2 separate regions of the Mus musculus genome follow, and region 1 is linked to region 2. Evidence: chromatin loops called from intact Hi-C (ENCODE). Cell type or tissue: gastrocnemius. All regions are shown on one strand.

Region 1 (8,000 bases), 270 kb before region 2:
CACAGACATCCATGCAGGCCAAACACCCACACATATAAGTAAAAATATATAACCTGCCTAAGTAGGCAGGCAGCTCTTTTTGTGAATTCGTTTGGCCCAATCTACATAGTAAGTTCTAGGCCAGCTGTGGCTACATAGTGAGACCTTATCTTAAAAAAATAAAAAAGTAAAAGAAAAAAAAATCTAAGGCTGGAGAGATTGCTCAGAGGTTAAGAATGCTGGTTTTCCTTACAGAGGTCCTGAGTACAGGCCCCAGCAACGGCATGATGGCGGTTCAGAACCGTCTGCAGTGAGATCTGGTGCCTATGCAGGTATAACACTGTATAATCAAAAAAAAAAAATCTTTAAAACATGAGGTGGTGTTGCAGACCTTTAATTCGAGCACTCTGAAGGCAGATAGGTAGATCTCTGAGTTTGAGTTTCACCACTTGCCTTGAAAAGCCAAAAAACAAACAAAAACAAAAAACCCCACAAACCAAAAAACAAAGCCTCCTCACGTTGAATACCTTGCTTAAAAGGACTCATTCTGTCTTTAGGTAGCCCTCTGATGTAGACCTCCCTTAGTTATTTTGAATTCTGTCTCTCCTCTTGGACCTCAGAACTCTATCTGCTAACCTTCCTAATCCACTGCTTTGGGGCTGGAGCTAAATCACATCTCCCATGATTCTTTCCGACAGAGGCTTAAGATGAAGCAAAAAGAACTGGAAGCCAAGGTGTTGGCCCAGGAGGCACCGGATCCAAGGGAAAAAGAGAACACTCCCACAATTCTCCAGCCGCCTGCCTCTTATAGTGGCACAGTGGCAAAGCCCCTGAAAAAGGCTGTAGTGATGCCCCTGCAACGGAGTAAGTTTAGTTCCAGGTTCCAGGAAGAAGCAGCTATTTCAGAAAGGAAGAGACGGAAAGATGCTGTTATCATGTCACTCATCCTCCCACTGGGTCTGAAGAAGCCCTAGATGCTTGTCCTCTAGTATTGTAGACAGTGGGGTACTGACTGGCTATGGTGCCACTCAGGAGGGTGAGGCAGGAGGGTTACTATGAGTTCTAGGTTAGCCTTATAGAATGAGACCCTGCCTCAAAAAAAAAAAGTCATGTTGAAAGGAAGGAGCTAGGGAAATAGAAATGGGAGAAGCAAATGGTTACTAGGAGGGGAGGGAGGGCAGGAGGTGGCCTGTGTCTTTGACCAGTTCCAAATTCCTTTCAGTTCAGAAGCAGCGAGAGTCCTCAAACCAAATCCAGCTCCTGAAGAAAGGCCCCAAAAGGAAGGTGAGTCCCACCCCATTTTCCAGCTGGGAGCCTTTTGCATAATGCCTTAAAGATGCCTTATAGAGCTTTTTTGAGGGGGTGTGGTGGGGGAGTGAGGTATGGATGTGTCTCATAGAAAATATCTACCACTGTTTCTTTTCTTCTTGATGCCCCTGATGCCCCTTGTGTTTGGATTGGCTGCTGACTGGATCTAATGTGGCCCCTGCCCTCTAAGAACTGTAGAGCCTATTTAGGAAATGGACAAGTATTTAAGAATCTCTCACATAAAATGAAAAATATAATTTTCTCCACACAAAACATTAGTAGAACTGTCCCCATTGTAATGGCATGATGCAGTTTCCCCCGCATGGGTTTTTTGTTTGGTTTCCCTTTTCCCCCCTGTACTGGAAATTGAACCCCAGCCCTCAAGCATGGAAGGCAAGCGCTCTACCACTGAATTACACTTCTTCCTAATCAGGATTGATGTGTGCGCTCAGTCACTCACTGACTCTTCACAGCAACTGAGAAAGGAGCTAGCAATTAAAGAAGCACAACAAAATTAGTGACCAGAGGGGAGAGGCCGCAGAGAGATGGACTGTGCCTCGTCATGGCAGTCACCCACTGCCTTTACTGGCATTTCTGTTACCTCATAGCTGGAGCCATCCCCTGAGTCAGAAGCTGTGGAAAAGGATGAGGACTACTGGGAGGTACAGATTAGCCCAGAGTTACTGGCACATGGGCGCAAAAAATTATTGGATCTGCTGAATGAAGGCTCAGCTCGGGAACTGCGCAGCCTGCAGCGCATTGGCCAGAAGAAAGCCCAGCTCATCGTGGGCTGGAGGGAGCTCCACGGCCCCTTCAGTGAGGTAACAACCCTGGGGACAGGTGCAGTGGGGGGGTCCCCGTGCTGTGTCCACTCCCTTCCTAGTGTTGCTGTCCCACTAGGTGGAGGACTTGGAACAGGTGGAAGGCATCTCTGGGAAGCAGGTGGAGTCTTTCCTGAAGGTAAGGCCACCTTTGCCCTTTCTGCATGGTGTTCCCCCACCGCAGCCCACCTTAGGCTGCTATGCTAACGCACGTTCCTCTTCTTTACAGGCGAATCTCTTGAGCTTGGCCGCCAGCCAGCACAGCGGTCCCTCTTGACACTACCTTCTTTTAAAAATCCTTGTATAGTGACGTGTTGTGTAAATACAGTTTTTATTCCATGGTTGAGCCTGGTTTTTGAGGATGACAGGGCTGGGGTCAGAGTCCATAACTACCCTGGGGGTCAGGATCAAGCTCTGCAGGACACCCATGTAGGCGCCATCTTTGGGAAACCCCCAAACTAGGCCAAGATTGTAAATAAACCACTGGAATGGGGAGGGGACGGTGGCCTAGAAGAATCAAAAAGCTGACGCGAAAGCTTAAGCACAGCGACCGACCGTTAAGCGGGCACGCGCTCCAAGCTAGCCCCGCCCCGCTGTAACTCCCTCGGCGCGCTCCCCACTCTCCCGCTCAGCAACGACGTCCCTGTTATGTGCGCGTGCGCGCGAAATAACGGCCGCTGGCGGAGGGAAGTGGGGGGTGGAATCGTTCAAGTGGGGGAAGAGAAGCCGCCTAGTCTCCCGCGCGCCCACCACCTGCACCATCGCCAGCCAATCAGCAACCGTCTTGGGGGTCTCGCGCTCGGGGCGACCGGGGCTGCTGGGTGGCTCCCCAGTCCCTCCGCCCTCTAGAGTCCCTCCTGTCCCTCCCCCTCCCGCTGGCCCCGCGCGCACTCGCGCTCGCGCCCGCTCCAGCCTCTTGTGTGTCCTCGCGCCCCCCGCCCGCCCTCCGGCGCGCAGTGTGCGCCGCTCCCCCACCCTCCTCCCCCCTCCCTCCTTGCGCGCCTCCTCCTTGGGTCCCCCTCCCCCACAGCTGCCTCCTCCCGCCCCAGGGTGAGCGCGAGCCACCTCCCTCCTCCCTCCGCCATGGATCCCAGCAACTGGAGCAGCTTCATCTTCCAGGTAACAACCCCCGCCCCCCCCGCCCCTGCCCCCCCTCCCACACCCCCTCCTGCCCGCCCTCCCTCCTGTCCCACACCCCCTCCGCGCGCCCGGTGCGCGCGCAGCTGTCCCCCTCCCTCCCTCGCGCCCTCCCCCGCCCTCCCCGAGGCGCCGGCTGGGCGCGCGCGCGCGGCGGGGGCCGAAGCTGCTCCCTCGCTCCCCCCACCCCGCCCCGCCAGGCTCCAACCGCCGCCACCACCGCCGCCGCCGCCGCCCGGGCCCCCCGCCCCCGGCCCCGGCCCTCGGCCCCGCGGGGCCTCTCGCCCCCACCCAGGGGGCGTCGCCGCCGCCGCCGCGCTCCGCGCCCCACAAGACGCCCTCCTTCCCTCCCTCCCGCCGGCCGGGGTGCGCGGGCGGCGGGGCGGCCCTCGGGCCATGCGTTCGGCTCGGCCCAACCCGGCCGGCCGGGGGCGGCGCCCCGAGCCCGGGCCCCGCGCGGCCCGTGCCCCCGGCTCCCGCTGAGCTCCGGGGGCCCCCACTGTGGCCGAGGCCATGTTCCCCGTGTTCCCTTGCACGCTGCTGGCCCCCCCCTTCCCCGTGCTGGGCCTGGACTCCCGGGGGGTGGGCGGCCTCATGAACTCCTTCCCGCCACCTCAGGGTCACGCCCAGAACCCCCTGCAGGTCGGGGCTGAGCTCCAGTCCCGCTTCTTTGCCTCCCAGGGCTGCGCCCAGAGTCCATTCCAGGTGAGTAGGGGCCGGGCCGGGCGGGCAGGCGCCGACCAGCGACCGCGGCCCACACGGCGCCTTGTCTCCGCAGGCCGCGCCGGCGCCCCCACCCACGCCCCAGGCCCCGGCGGCCGAGCCCCTCCAAGTGGACTTGCTCCCGGTTCTCGCCGCCGCGCAGGAATCAGCCGCGGCGGCGGCGGCTGCTGCGGCGGCTGCCGCTGCAGTGGTTACTGCACCCCCGGCCCCTGCCGCCGCCTCCACAGTGGACACAGCGGCCCTGAAGCAGCCTCCGGCGCCTCCTCCGCCACCCCCTGCCGTCTCCGCACCAGCCGCCGAGGCCGCGCCCCCCGCCGCGGCCGCCACTATCGCAGCAGCGGCTGCCACCGCTGTCGTCGCCCCAACCTCGACGGTCGCCGTGGCCCCAGTTGCATCTGTCTTGGAGAAGAAGACAAAGAGCAAGGGGCCCTACATTTGCGCCCTGTGCGCCAAGGAGTTCAAGAACGGCTACAACCTCCGAAGGCACGAAGCCATCCACACGGGAGCCAAGGCTGGCCGGGTCCCTTCGGGTGCTATGAAGATGCCCACCATGGTGCCCCTGAGCCTCTTGAGTGTCCCCCAGCTGAGCGGGGCCAGCGGGGGTGGGGGAGAAGCCGGGGCTGGCGGCGGCACAGCCGCGGTGGCGGCCGGTGGCGTTGTGACCACGACTGCCTCTGGGAAGCGCATCCGGAAGAATCACGCCTGCGAGATGTGCGGCAAGGCCTTCCGCGACGTCTACCACCTGAACCGACATAAGCTGTCGCATTCGGACGAGAAGCCCTACCAGTGCCCTGTGTGCCAGCAGCGCTTCAAGCGCAAGGACCGCATGAGTTACCACGTGCGCTCACATGACGGCGCTGTGCACAAGCCCTACAACTGCTCCCACTGTGGCAAGAGCTTCTCCCGGTGTGCAGGGGCCTCGCTGCCCACTAGGCCGGTGGGGGGGAGGGCAACAAGGTGGCCTGTCTTTGGCTGGTGGGGAGGCGGCTCCCGTTCCTGGGGACAGGAACCACTCCCAGGGAGGAGGGAAGTTGCTAGGAACAGGGGGTGGTACTTTAGAAGAGGTGGGTCTCTGGGCTGAAGGAAAGCAGCCTCTGGGCAGAAGAGGAATCTTGGTTTGAGGGCTTTCCTGCCTGAGGACTGAAGCTGAGGGGGAAACGCTGGGACCTTTGCAGAGGCATTTTGGAGGAACCTAGGTAGATTTGAGGCACACCTTACCTTGGAGCCTAAGCCCTAACACACACCCCCTCCCACCTCAACATATCCCTAGGCCGGATCACCTCAACAGTCACGTCAGACAAGTGCACTCAACAGAGCGGCCCTTCAAATGTGAGGTAGGAAGCCAGCTTCCTCCTGTCCTGGTTTTCATGATTTTGATCCTCATTGTAGCTGTGTGGGTTCAGCCTCTCAGACCCCCTTTTTCTCTCTCTTTTTGCCTCTTCACTCCATTTTCACATTTCTCCTTCAAGGCCTGGTCATCTCACGCCCATTTCCTACAGATCAAAGACCCCCGAGACTCTGATCCCCTTATCTTGCTCCCTTCTCTCTACTCCCCGAAGCTTTAACTCTCCTGTGACCCCACACCCTCCCCCAGAAATGTGAGGCAGCTTTTGCTACGAAGGATCGCCTCCGAGCGCACACAGTCCGACACGAGGAGAAGGTGCCATGTCATGTCTGTGGCAAGATGCTGAGCTCGGCTTATATTTCCGACCACATGAAGGTGCACAGCCAGGGCCCTCACCATGTCTGTGAGCTCTGCAACAAAGGTACATGCTAAGGGGTGCCAGGAGGGCAGGGACTAAAAAGGGGGGCACAGAGCTGTTGGGTTTTTTTTCACCGATGTGGGTCAAGGGTGCTGCAGCTAAGAGCTTGTGGCGAGTAGAGAGAACTCTTTAAGGGGCAAGTACAACAGCATTGGAAACACCACCACTAAATTATGTGCCATGGTTCACAGGAGACCGTCTACCAGAAATTCAACCTCATGGGTGTGCTTGGGAGAATGAAGTGGGACGTGGTTACTTTGAGAAAGGAATAGCCAAAAAGCCAGTCCCAAGGGTTTCAACTTAGCAGCCACAAGCTCTTGTCTCCAGCTCCTGGGGCAGGTGGAGTACATCAGCAGGGGTGTGACGAGCATGCACCCTACCCAGTAGCAGAAAGCTGTTTCACTGTGGTTGGTGACTAAAGGAGCTGAGACGGGGGCACTGGAGAGGGGGGGGACACAGCCGTCTCCACTGAGAGTCAAGCCTTTAAAAAGCTAGGTAGCCGTGTCGTGGACGGTCTCTGTAGAGATTAAGGACTAAGTAAGGGCACCACACAAACCAGTCCCCAGCAAGCGTAGGGAAAGGCTATGCTTCTCTGGAGTAGTTGGCCCCAGCCTACCAAGGATGTGGGAGGAGGACAGTGCCATGTGAGGAGGGTGTCCCCAGCCTAGGAGAACAGCCCTGTCTCTGGGGTCTCCACCAGGCTGACCCCAACCCCCCATCCCAACCCCCCCCCCCAATAGGCTTCACCACAGCAGCATACCTGCGCATCCACGCGGTGAAGGACCATGGGCTCCAGGCCCCGCGGGCTGACCGCATCCTGTGTAAGCTGTGCAGCGTGCACTGCAAGACCCCTGCCCAGCTGGCCGGCCACATGCAGACCCATCTGGGGGGGGCCGCCCCTCCTATCCCGGGAGATGCCCCCCAGCCACAGCCTACCTGCTGAGGGGGACCCCTGCACCCACCAGGCAAGGTGTGGGACATGGCTGGGGGGGGCAGCATGGGATGTGTGGGACAAGGGAACTCAAAGGGCCCAATAGGGGATCGCAGGAAGGCCAGGGATGCCAGTCTGTCACTCAGATTAGGGAGCCTTGGGATCCAGAGAGGGCAGTATGGACATGCTCAGTCTGGGTAAGCAGGCAGGCCGAAGCCTCTGGGGACCAGATAGGAAGTAACGGCTGTGTCCCAGGGGAAATAGGGAAATAGTTGAAAAGTCTGGGGTATGGAACATGTTTCTTGCCATTTAGGTTGTGCTGTGATCCTTGGTGTTTCTCCCTATAGGTACTGGTGAGGTTTGTCCAATGGCGGCAGCGGCAGCAGCAGCGGCGGCGGCGGCAGCAGCAGTGGTGGCAGCCCCCCCCACAGCTGTGGGCTCCCTCTCTGGGGCAGAGGGGGTACCAGTGAGCTCTCAGCCACTTCCCTCCCAGCCTTGGTGAGCTCCAAGTTGATGGGGGAGAGGGGAGAGTGGAGGAAAGCTCTTCTTGGTACAGTCTCCTCTTCCCACCAACTCCTCACGACTCTTCATCAACCAAGGAGCCTCCAGACAGAGAGGAGGAAGAAGGAATTCACTAGGTTTTAACAATGTTTCTCCTGCTCCTTTCTTCTCCCTATCAGAGCTGACCCTACAAACACCTGTCCCCTGAGTTGTGTTGAAGTCCCCTGGACAATGAGCAGGGGTGGCAGAGGACAGCAGCAGCCACTGCCCTCACCTTTAACCCCTTGCCTTGCCTCCCAGGGATTTGTGAGCCTTTCCTAGAAGGTCCTGTGCTCTCCTCCTTCTGTCCCCTCCCCTACTGTCTGCTGCCCCTTCCTGGGGAGTTGGTGCTTTCTTTTTTGTTGTTGTTTTTTCCCAGGGGTAGGGAGGAGAGAGGAGGGGAAAGAAGATTCTGTCCCAGAGGAGAGAAAAGGTGGTATTGAGGAGGGGCAGAAGCGGGGAAGGCAGAGGGATACTTGAGTAAGGTTGGGTGGTTAAACCCCAAGCATCCTACTGGAGTGTCTGTCCAGGGAGAAGCCAAGGGGAGCATCAGAAGGAGCCACTGGAGCCAGAGGCAGAACAAGAGAGATGGAATCTTAGGGGGCCAGGGCAAAGGAGGGGAGCCAGGGACAAGAGGTGCTTCCTGGGGGTGGGGGAATGCAGCCACAGTGTCTCCCCCTTCCCTCTTCCACCCCAGCTCCAGCCCTGGTCTTTCTTCCTCTTTCCCATAACAGAAGCTATGGCCCTGGCCATGTCATCGTGTTCCTGTGTCCCTTGCATGTTCCCCACCCTCCCCTC
Region 2 (8,000 bases):
GCCTTGGCCACTAGGGTACTTTAGTCTGCCAAGAGAGTTCTGCAGCCCCAGGGGCCAGTGGCCCTCAGTAATGCTAAGGGAACCCACCCGGCTTACAGTTAACCTTTGAAGACCTGCCTCACATCTTTGTTTCATTTAAACAGATAGTGGTAATCCAGGCTAGCCCCAAAGGCTCTCTATGTGGTGGAGGTTGGCCTTGAACACATCCTCCTGCCTTTAGGCCTGAGCCATCATACAGATTCAGGATGCTACTAGGCAAGCATCCTACCACTGAGCCACATCTCCATCCTTTCTTTTCTCTCTCTCTTTCTTTTTTAAGAGGGTCTCTTGACATGGAACTGGCTGTTCCAGAACTCACTATGTAGACTAGGTAACCAGGCTGGCCTCAACATACTAACTCGCCAGTGCTAGGATTAGTTAGAAGCTGTATGTATCACCATGCCCAGCTTCCATAATTTCTTATTCGTTTATTTGCCACATTTATTAATTTTGTGTGTTGGAGCGTAAGTATGTCACAGAGCCTGTGTGGAGGTCAGAGGACATCTGATTCCTTCCACCATGTGGGTCCCAGGTGTCCAATTCAGGCTGTCAGACTTGGTAGGAGTGGGCCACCCTGAGTTGCTGAGGGAGTATATCTTACGTTTTATAATGAGGAAGCAATCTGGAGGGTGGTGGACGGCAGGCAGCACTGTGAAGCTGTGAAGTCGGTCCTGACTCCAGTGTGAAGACACAGGCCTGCAGGGGGGCTCAGGTGTGTGCTGAGGCCCCAGTGTCGTACAAATCCTCTGCCTGATTGCCCAGAGGACGTGCAACCCAGCTCACTTCACGGGAGAAGGAGGGAAAGGGTGGTAGCTGTGGACAAAGGTAACTAAATCAATTTAAATTCACTGTCACCTTTTCTCTGTCTCTGTCTGTCTCTGTCTTTCTGTCCCCCCCTCCCCCCACGCTGGGCTGGTAAGATGGTTGGGTAGGTAAAGATGCTTGCCAAGCAAGCCCAAAGATCTGAGTTGGATCTCTGGGACCTTCACAATGGAAGTAGAGAATTAGCTCCTGCAGGTTTTCCTCCAACCAACACAAGCATGCTATAGCATGAATGTGGACAGACACATATTCACACACAAAATAAATAAAATAGAATTTAAAAATTACGTGCATGTCTGCCTACAGGTATGTGCACATGAGTGCAGGTGCCCACCAAGGCCGGAGGAATCAGACCTTCTGCAACTAGAGTTCTAAGAGGTTGTGAGCCACCTGATATAGGTGCCAGGAATCAAACTTGGGTCCTCTGGAAGAGCGGTATGTGTTCTTCAAGGTTAACACATCTCTCCAGCACTAAGGATGTCATTTTTAAGTTTGGATTTGACAATCTGGAAAGATGGCTCAGGGATAAGAGCACTTACTGCTTCAGCAGAGACTCTAGGTTCAGTTCCCAGCATCCACGTGGCAGCTCACAAGCATGTAGCTCCAGGGCATTCAGCATCTTCTTCTGACCTTCGAGGGCTCCTGCATACACATGCTGCACTCAGGTACCTCTACACATTATTTACTTAATAAAATAATTAGATTTGACAAAAACAACCAGAACCCTGTGATCACTTGGAAGACCAAGGTAGGATGACTGTCAGTTTGAGGATAGCCTGGGCTGTACAGTGAGCTCCTGTCTCTAAAGGCTTGTTTATGTATTTTATGTATATGACTGCTCTGTCATCGGAAGAGGGCATTGGATGCCATCATAGATGACTGTAAGTCAGAATGTAGTTGCTGGGAACTGAACTCAGGGTCTCTGGAAGAACAGCCTCTTAGTCACTGAGCCATCTATCCGGCCCCAGGATCCTGTCTCTAAGTGCATAAATAAAATAAAAATCACTCCTTTGCTTCTAGGTTCCGTCTGGTCCCTGCAGATGGATGGCTAGGGATCATATCATGTTCATTATTGTACCTCCAGTGCCTGGCAGACCAATGTTAAGCATGTTTAAAATGTGTTCTGTTATTTAATGTTTGTGTGTCTGTGTTGTAAGTGCGTATGTGTGAAGGTGCTGTGATTACAGACCTGTAACATCATACTCACTTAAGTCTGAAATTCAAACCGACAGGGGTTTTTTGTTGTTTTTTTGTTTTGTTTTGTTTTGTTTTGTTTTGTTTTGTTTTGTTTTGTTTTTTTTGAGACAGGGTTTCTCTGTATAGCCCTGGTTGTCCTGGAACTCACTCTGTAGACCAGGCTGGCCTCGAACTCAGAAATCTGCCTGTCTCTGCCTCTGGAGTGCTGGGATTAAAGGTGTGCGCCACCACCGCCTGGCTTTTTTTTTTTTTTTTAAGATTTATTTTTTTTTCCTATGTAAGTACACTGTAGCTGTCTTCAGACACTCCAGAAGAGAGTGTCAGATCTCATTATGGATGGTTGTAAGTCACCATGTGGTTGCTGGGATTTGAACTCAGGACCTTTGGAAGAGAAGGTAGTGCTCTTAACCACTGTGCCATTTCTCCAGCCCCCATAAACTGACAAGGTTTGGCCCTGAGGGTATGGTGGGGTCTGTATGCTTAGCAAGGCTAGAGTTGTGATGGTGGCGTCATCAGATTTGGAAAGTCGGAGAACCCAGAACCAGGCATCTCAGTAGCCAGCAGCACCCACAGGATTTGGACCTGCCCTGGCCCCCGAGCAATCAATGAACCACTTGGCTCTCCACCTGTGCAGGCACACAAGCTAGAGCCACTGGAGAGGAGGGAACCTCAGTTGAGAAAATGCCTCCACAAGATATGACTGTAAGGCCAGGTAGTGGTGGCGCATGTCTTTAATCCCAGCACTTGGGAGGCAGAGGCAGGCGGATTTCTGAGTTCGAGGCCAGCCTGGTATACAGAGTGAGTTCCAGGACAGCCAGGTTTCTATACTGAGAAACCCTGTCTCAAAAAAACAAGCTGTAGGGCACTTTCTTAATTAGTGAGTGATGAGGAAGGGTATAGCCCACTGTGGGTTTTTCAGAATTGTGTGATACATACAGTTACACACAGTTGGTTGTGAGCCGCCTGATACGGGTGCTGGCAACTCAGACCCTCTGGGTCTGCTGAGCCGTCTCTCCCAGCCTGACACTTTTAAATGAATCAATCATCTAACATATGGGGAGTCTGAGAGTTAAGTTAGCTGACTTGAGTCAAGAAGGGGCCACTACTTGACTCAAGTACTTTTCACACAGAGACTTTTGCAGATGCCACACTGTCTTGGAACCATAGACGGCTCACATGGAAGCCACACTCTGGTGCTGCCATCCCACCTCATTTTCCAGAACTGAGTGATCCAGGAGCCTCACAAACACACAGAGCCTAGGCTTGTTTCTCTCCAGGGTATTGGGAAAAAGTGCTTGTACAAGTTACAGATCAAGAGACAATAGAACCAATCGTGAGTGTTCAGAGAGCCAAGCACTGTATGTAGCTCAGGTCAATGAGGCTGAGCTGCGGATTCCCCAGAGCTCCCACGTCACTAAAGTTTAAGAGGTACCGATTAGATCGATGACTTCTTTGGTAATTGCTTTGATAGGCTTAATTATATGGCACTTTGAGCAACATTCTGGGCTCGGCTAATGGAAGATTGCTGTATAATACAGGCTCTTACTGAAGACCTGGAACTTGCTGCAGTCAGACTGGCTGGATTAAAACCTCATGATAGGAGCTGTGATGGCAAATGCCTATAAACACAAATACTTAGGAGACTGAGGCAGGTTCAAGACCAAGTTGGGTCATATAAAGAGAAAATATATCAAAGGTAAACCCCCAAAAGCTGGAGGGGGGCAAGGTCACTTTCAGGAGAATTGGGGAGGTGGCCTTTTATTTCATTATTTTATGTATTTATTTTTGTTTTTAGAGGCAGAGTTTCTCTATGTAGCCCTGGCTGTCCTGGACTCACTCTGTAGACCACGATGGCTTCAAACTCACGCCTTGGAAGTGCTGAGATTAAAGGTGTGGGTCATCACCCCATGGCTGAGGAGGTAGCCTTCAGTCACTGAAACATAAGTGAGGTTGCAGAAGCTGGAAATGGAGAGAGGACGTCGAGGAAAGGGAACAACATATGCTAAGGGATAGAGGCAGGAGCCTATCTTGTCTGGCAGCTGCAGAAAAGGATCTACAGGAGGGCCAGGATAGCTCTAGAGGCAGCCCAGACTGATGAAGGTCTTAGCTTTAGGCAGACTTTGGACTTTGGATGCTCCTCAGGAAGTAGTGAAAGCCCTAGAGCGACTCTTGCCAGATCACATTGCTACTGCAGGAGGATATAGTGACTCAGAAAGTGGCGTGGGGTTCTGTTTAAGTGGGGTTTCTTGAGCAGAGTTTTCCTGTGCAAAGGAAAGGCTGGAGAGATGGGCGGGGCATGCCACCACCCTCAGGCCTCTGGGTAAGGAAGCGCGACTGCGCTCTCCCCCTAGTGGCTGAGATTGGAATTTCCTTTAAGGATCGGGCTGGGATTTTGGGATTTCTCAGACTCCTTTACAGACCAACATTTAACTAAAGTAGTGGGCGGTCGCCTTTAATCTCAGCACTTGAGAGGCAAAGGCAGGCAGTTCTCTGTGAGTTCTGGGACAGCTTGATCTACATAGCGAGTTCCAAGACTACATAAAGTGACCTCGTCTCTTTAAGGTATTAATTAAGGTAGACTGATCATCTATTCTCCACCTGTCACCTTCATGTATACCATCCCCTGCGATCCTCGCACCAGCCAAATGAAGGAAATGACGTTCACGTTTAGCTGGGGAAAAGCAGACATTGAAGTTCAGAGAACGAAAGGACCTGGGAACTGTGTTCTCCAGCAGCTCATGGGTAAGAGCGGTGATCTGAAAGGAAATGGTCCCCATAGATGCATGGATTTTAGTAACTGACCACCAGTTGGTAGGACTGTTTGAGAGAATGAGGAGGTGAGTCCTTGGTGAAGGAGGTATGTCACTGCGGGTGGGCTTTGAGGTTTTCAAAAGACTTGCTGCATTCTGAGTGCCTCTCCCTCTCCCCTCCTCCTCTTCCTTTCCTTCTCCCCTCCCCCCTTCTTCTCCCCCCCCCCTCCTGGTTGTGTCGTAAGATGTGAGCTCTCAATATTGTTCCAGAATCATGCCTTCCTGATTGCTGCCGTACTCACTGTCATTATGGCTATGAACTCTAACCCTCTGAAACTGTAAGCCCTAAATTGGGGCTTATAAAAAGCTTACTTTTATAAGTTGCCTTGGTCAATTAGGTCTATCATAGCAATAGTAAAGTAACCAAGACAGAGGAGTGTTTTGCCTCTATGTATATATGTACTCCATGTGCCTGCCTGGTGCCTGCGAAGGTCAGAGGAAAGCACTGGACCTCCAGGACTGGAGTTATGTGTGGTTGTAAGCAACCATGTGATGCTGGGAACAAAACCCAGGCCCTCTGCAAAAGCAGCCAGTGCTCTTAGTGACTAAGCCATCTCTCCAGCACCACCAATATTATATTACTTATGCATAGTTGTGCAGCGTGTGTGTCTGTGTGAGTAAATGCCACCTGTGCGCAGGTGCCTGGGGGGCCAGAAGAGGGCGTTGGATGCCCTGAAGCCGAAGTCACCCGGAGTTGTGAGCCACCTGACATGAGTGCTGGGTTTAAATTCAGGTCTCTTATTTGGGGGGTGGGGGGGTGGGTTCAAGACAGGGTTTCTCTGTGTAGCCCTGGCTGCCCTGGAACTCTTTCTATAGACCAGGCTGGCCTCCTGCCTGCCTCTGCCTCCTGAGTAATGAAATTAAAGGCCTACACCACCATACCCGCCCTTCTTATTTTATTTATTTATCTATTTATTTATTTATTTATGTATTTATTTTTGGTTTTTCGAGACAGGGTTTCTCTGAATAGATCTGGCTGTCCTGGAACTCACTTTGTAGACCAGGCTGGCTTCGAACTCAGAAATCCTCCTGCCTCTGCCTCCCGAGTGCTGGGATTAAAGGCGTGCATCACCACTGCCTGGCTTCTTTTTGTTTTTTCAAGGCAAGGTTTTTTTTTCCTGTGTACCTCTGGCCATGTTGGAATTTTAAAGGCTGGCTGGAAACTCAGAGGCTTGCCTGCCTCTGCCTCCTGAGTGCTGAGATTAAAGGCCTATGTGACCATTGCCTGGCTGGCCCAATACTTTCTTCACTTCTATAAATACCTCCCCCAGATCTCCACCCTGAGCTACCTGTGTGCCTCACATATGGTGTGTTCTTCCAAGAAGCTCACCACAGTCTGTCATAGGCTTGCTGGAGGGTGATGCACTGTGATGGTTACGAATGTGGAGGCTGCAAGACTCTTTGTTTGTTTGTTTGAGTATACTGTCTTCAGACACACCAGAAGAGGGCATCAGATCCCATTACAGATAGTTGTGAGCCACCATGTGGTTGCTGGGAATTGAACTCAGGACCTTTGGAAAAGCTATCAGTGCTCTTAACCACTGAGCCATCTCTTCAGCCCTTTTTTGGTTTGTTTGTTCATTCGTTTGTTTTTGAGACTAAGTCTTGTGTAGCCCTGGATGGCCTTGAACTTATTACATAACTAGTGGTAACCTTAAGTTCCTGAACTTCTTTCAAAATCTCTTCTTGTCTGTGTCTTTAACTTCACTTCCTGTGAGCTGCAGAAACAGCCAGCTACGGTTTCAGCAAGTATTGATTTCCAAGCACGTGGTGCACCTGGTCCCTAGGGGCTAAGGCAAGAGGATGGAGAAGCTAGGACCAGCCTGGGTTACATAGTAAGTTCCAGGCCTATCTTAGCTATAGAACAAAATTCTATCTCAAAACACACACACACACACACACTTATTGAGTGTATTAGTTACTGTTTTATTGCTGTAAAGAGGCACCTTGACCAAGGCAACCCTTATAAAAAGAAAACATTTCACTAGGGGCTGGCTTACAGTTTCAAAGAGTTAGTTCATTATCATCCTGGCAGAAAACATGGTAGCATGCAGGCATGGTGCTGGAGAAGGAGCTGAGAGAGCTACCCTGATCTGTAGGTAGAGAGAAACTGGACCTGGTATAGGCTTTTGAAATCTCAAAGCCCACTCTCCTTAGCTTGCCTTCTACACAGCCACTCCTCCTCATCCTTCCTAAACAGTTCACTGGGAAGCAAATATTCCAAGAGATGAGCCTGTGGAGGCCGTTCTCATTCAGACCCCCACACTGTGCAAGGTAGGTCATGGCTAATCAGAGAGGAAAATGATGCCCCATCTTACTCATGTTATAATAGCTGTGTGAAGCTAGTGTTACCTTTGTAATGTGGCTCTGGCTGGCCTCCACTTGCCAGAACTCCAGCTGTGTGCTGTCTGCTTGGCCCTGCAGCCCGTGGGCTTTGGTAGGTTGTAAATTCATCTTCACTTATCCCAATGTGTTTTCTACTTCCTCAATGTGATTTTCCTTTTGTTTGTTTTTTTTTAGTTCTCGAATAGTGTTGCCTAGTTTCCACATATTTTTGAATTCCCTTAATTTCTTTTGTTGTTATTTTGAGCTCTTGTGATTGAGAAACATTCTCCGTACGACTTGAGTCCTTTAAAACTCGTGGAGGGTGGCTCTGTAGCCTGGCATATGGTCTGTCCTGGAGGACATCTCTGTGGTACTGTGCACATCTGCTGTCGCTGGGCAGGGCGTCCTCATGGTGACCTTTAGGTTTGACTTGTGCACAGTGTTCAAGTCCTTTGTTCCTTTGCAGCATCGAAGTCTCTCACTGTTGCTATTGAATCGTCTCTTTCCTCTCTCGGCTCTGTCAGATCAAACCTCACAGATGTTGCTGCTCTGTGTTTGGTTGCGGTGACTGCATCTTTTACATCCTTGAGAGATTGGCATTTTGGGTTATAGTTGTTGTTTTGAGACTGAGTCTAGCTCTGTGTCTCAGAGGTCCTTCAGCTTCGGCTTCCTAAGTACTTGAAATGCTGGTATGAGCCGAGGTGCTCAGTATAACTGCTTTTAAAATATTTCAAGGGTAGGGAATAAAAACCCTATAAATTAACACTGTCTTTCAAGGTGGCCTTCTCTTCGCTGCTGCTCTTGTGG

Evidence for each region. Peaks named below come from ENCODE experiments on the same cell type or tissue, not always from the same donor. Only the 100,000 strongest peaks of a DNase experiment are listed, where the experiment ranks them.
Region 1: a loop joins it to region 2, with 2.2 times the contacts of the local background. A loop is called at or near these places in 3 of 42 quality-filtered maps.

The regions. Positions count from the first base shown.
Region 1 is chr7:127,022,178-127,030,177 of GRCm38, reverse strand. Maz (MYC-associated zinc finger protein (purine-binding transcription factor)) reads left to right here and starts at 3,699. Exons shown (of 5, transcript NM_010772.1): 1 at 3,699-3,950; 2 at 4,024-4,874; 3 at 5,239-5,302; 4 at 5,563-5,734; 5 at 7,010-8,000. The coding sequence starts at 3,759. The coding sequence ends at 7,164. It overlaps Kif22 (kinesin family member 22), which reads left to right. Exons shown (of 14, transcript NM_145588.1): 10 at 678-843; 11 at 1,202-1,263; 12 at 1,896-2,108; 13 at 2,188-2,247; 14 at 2,338-2,447. The coding sequence ends at 2,385. In gastrocnemius, a CTCF peak has its summit at 4,808; DNase peaks (open chromatin) are centred at 4,256, 4,794, 6,655, 7,058 and 4 more places; H3K4me3 peaks cover 4,620 bases; H3K27ac peaks cover 4,237 bases.
Region 2 is chr7:126,751,436-126,759,435 of GRCm38, reverse strand. No RefSeq gene overlaps it. Among named protein-coding and RNA genes, the nearest start is that of Mapk3, 4.2 kb to the left of the region's middle. In gastrocnemius, CTCF peaks have their summits at 18 and 4,416 (motif pointing left); a DNase peak (open chromatin) is centred at 4,372; H3K4me3 peaks cover 671 bases; H3K27ac peaks cover 1,311 bases.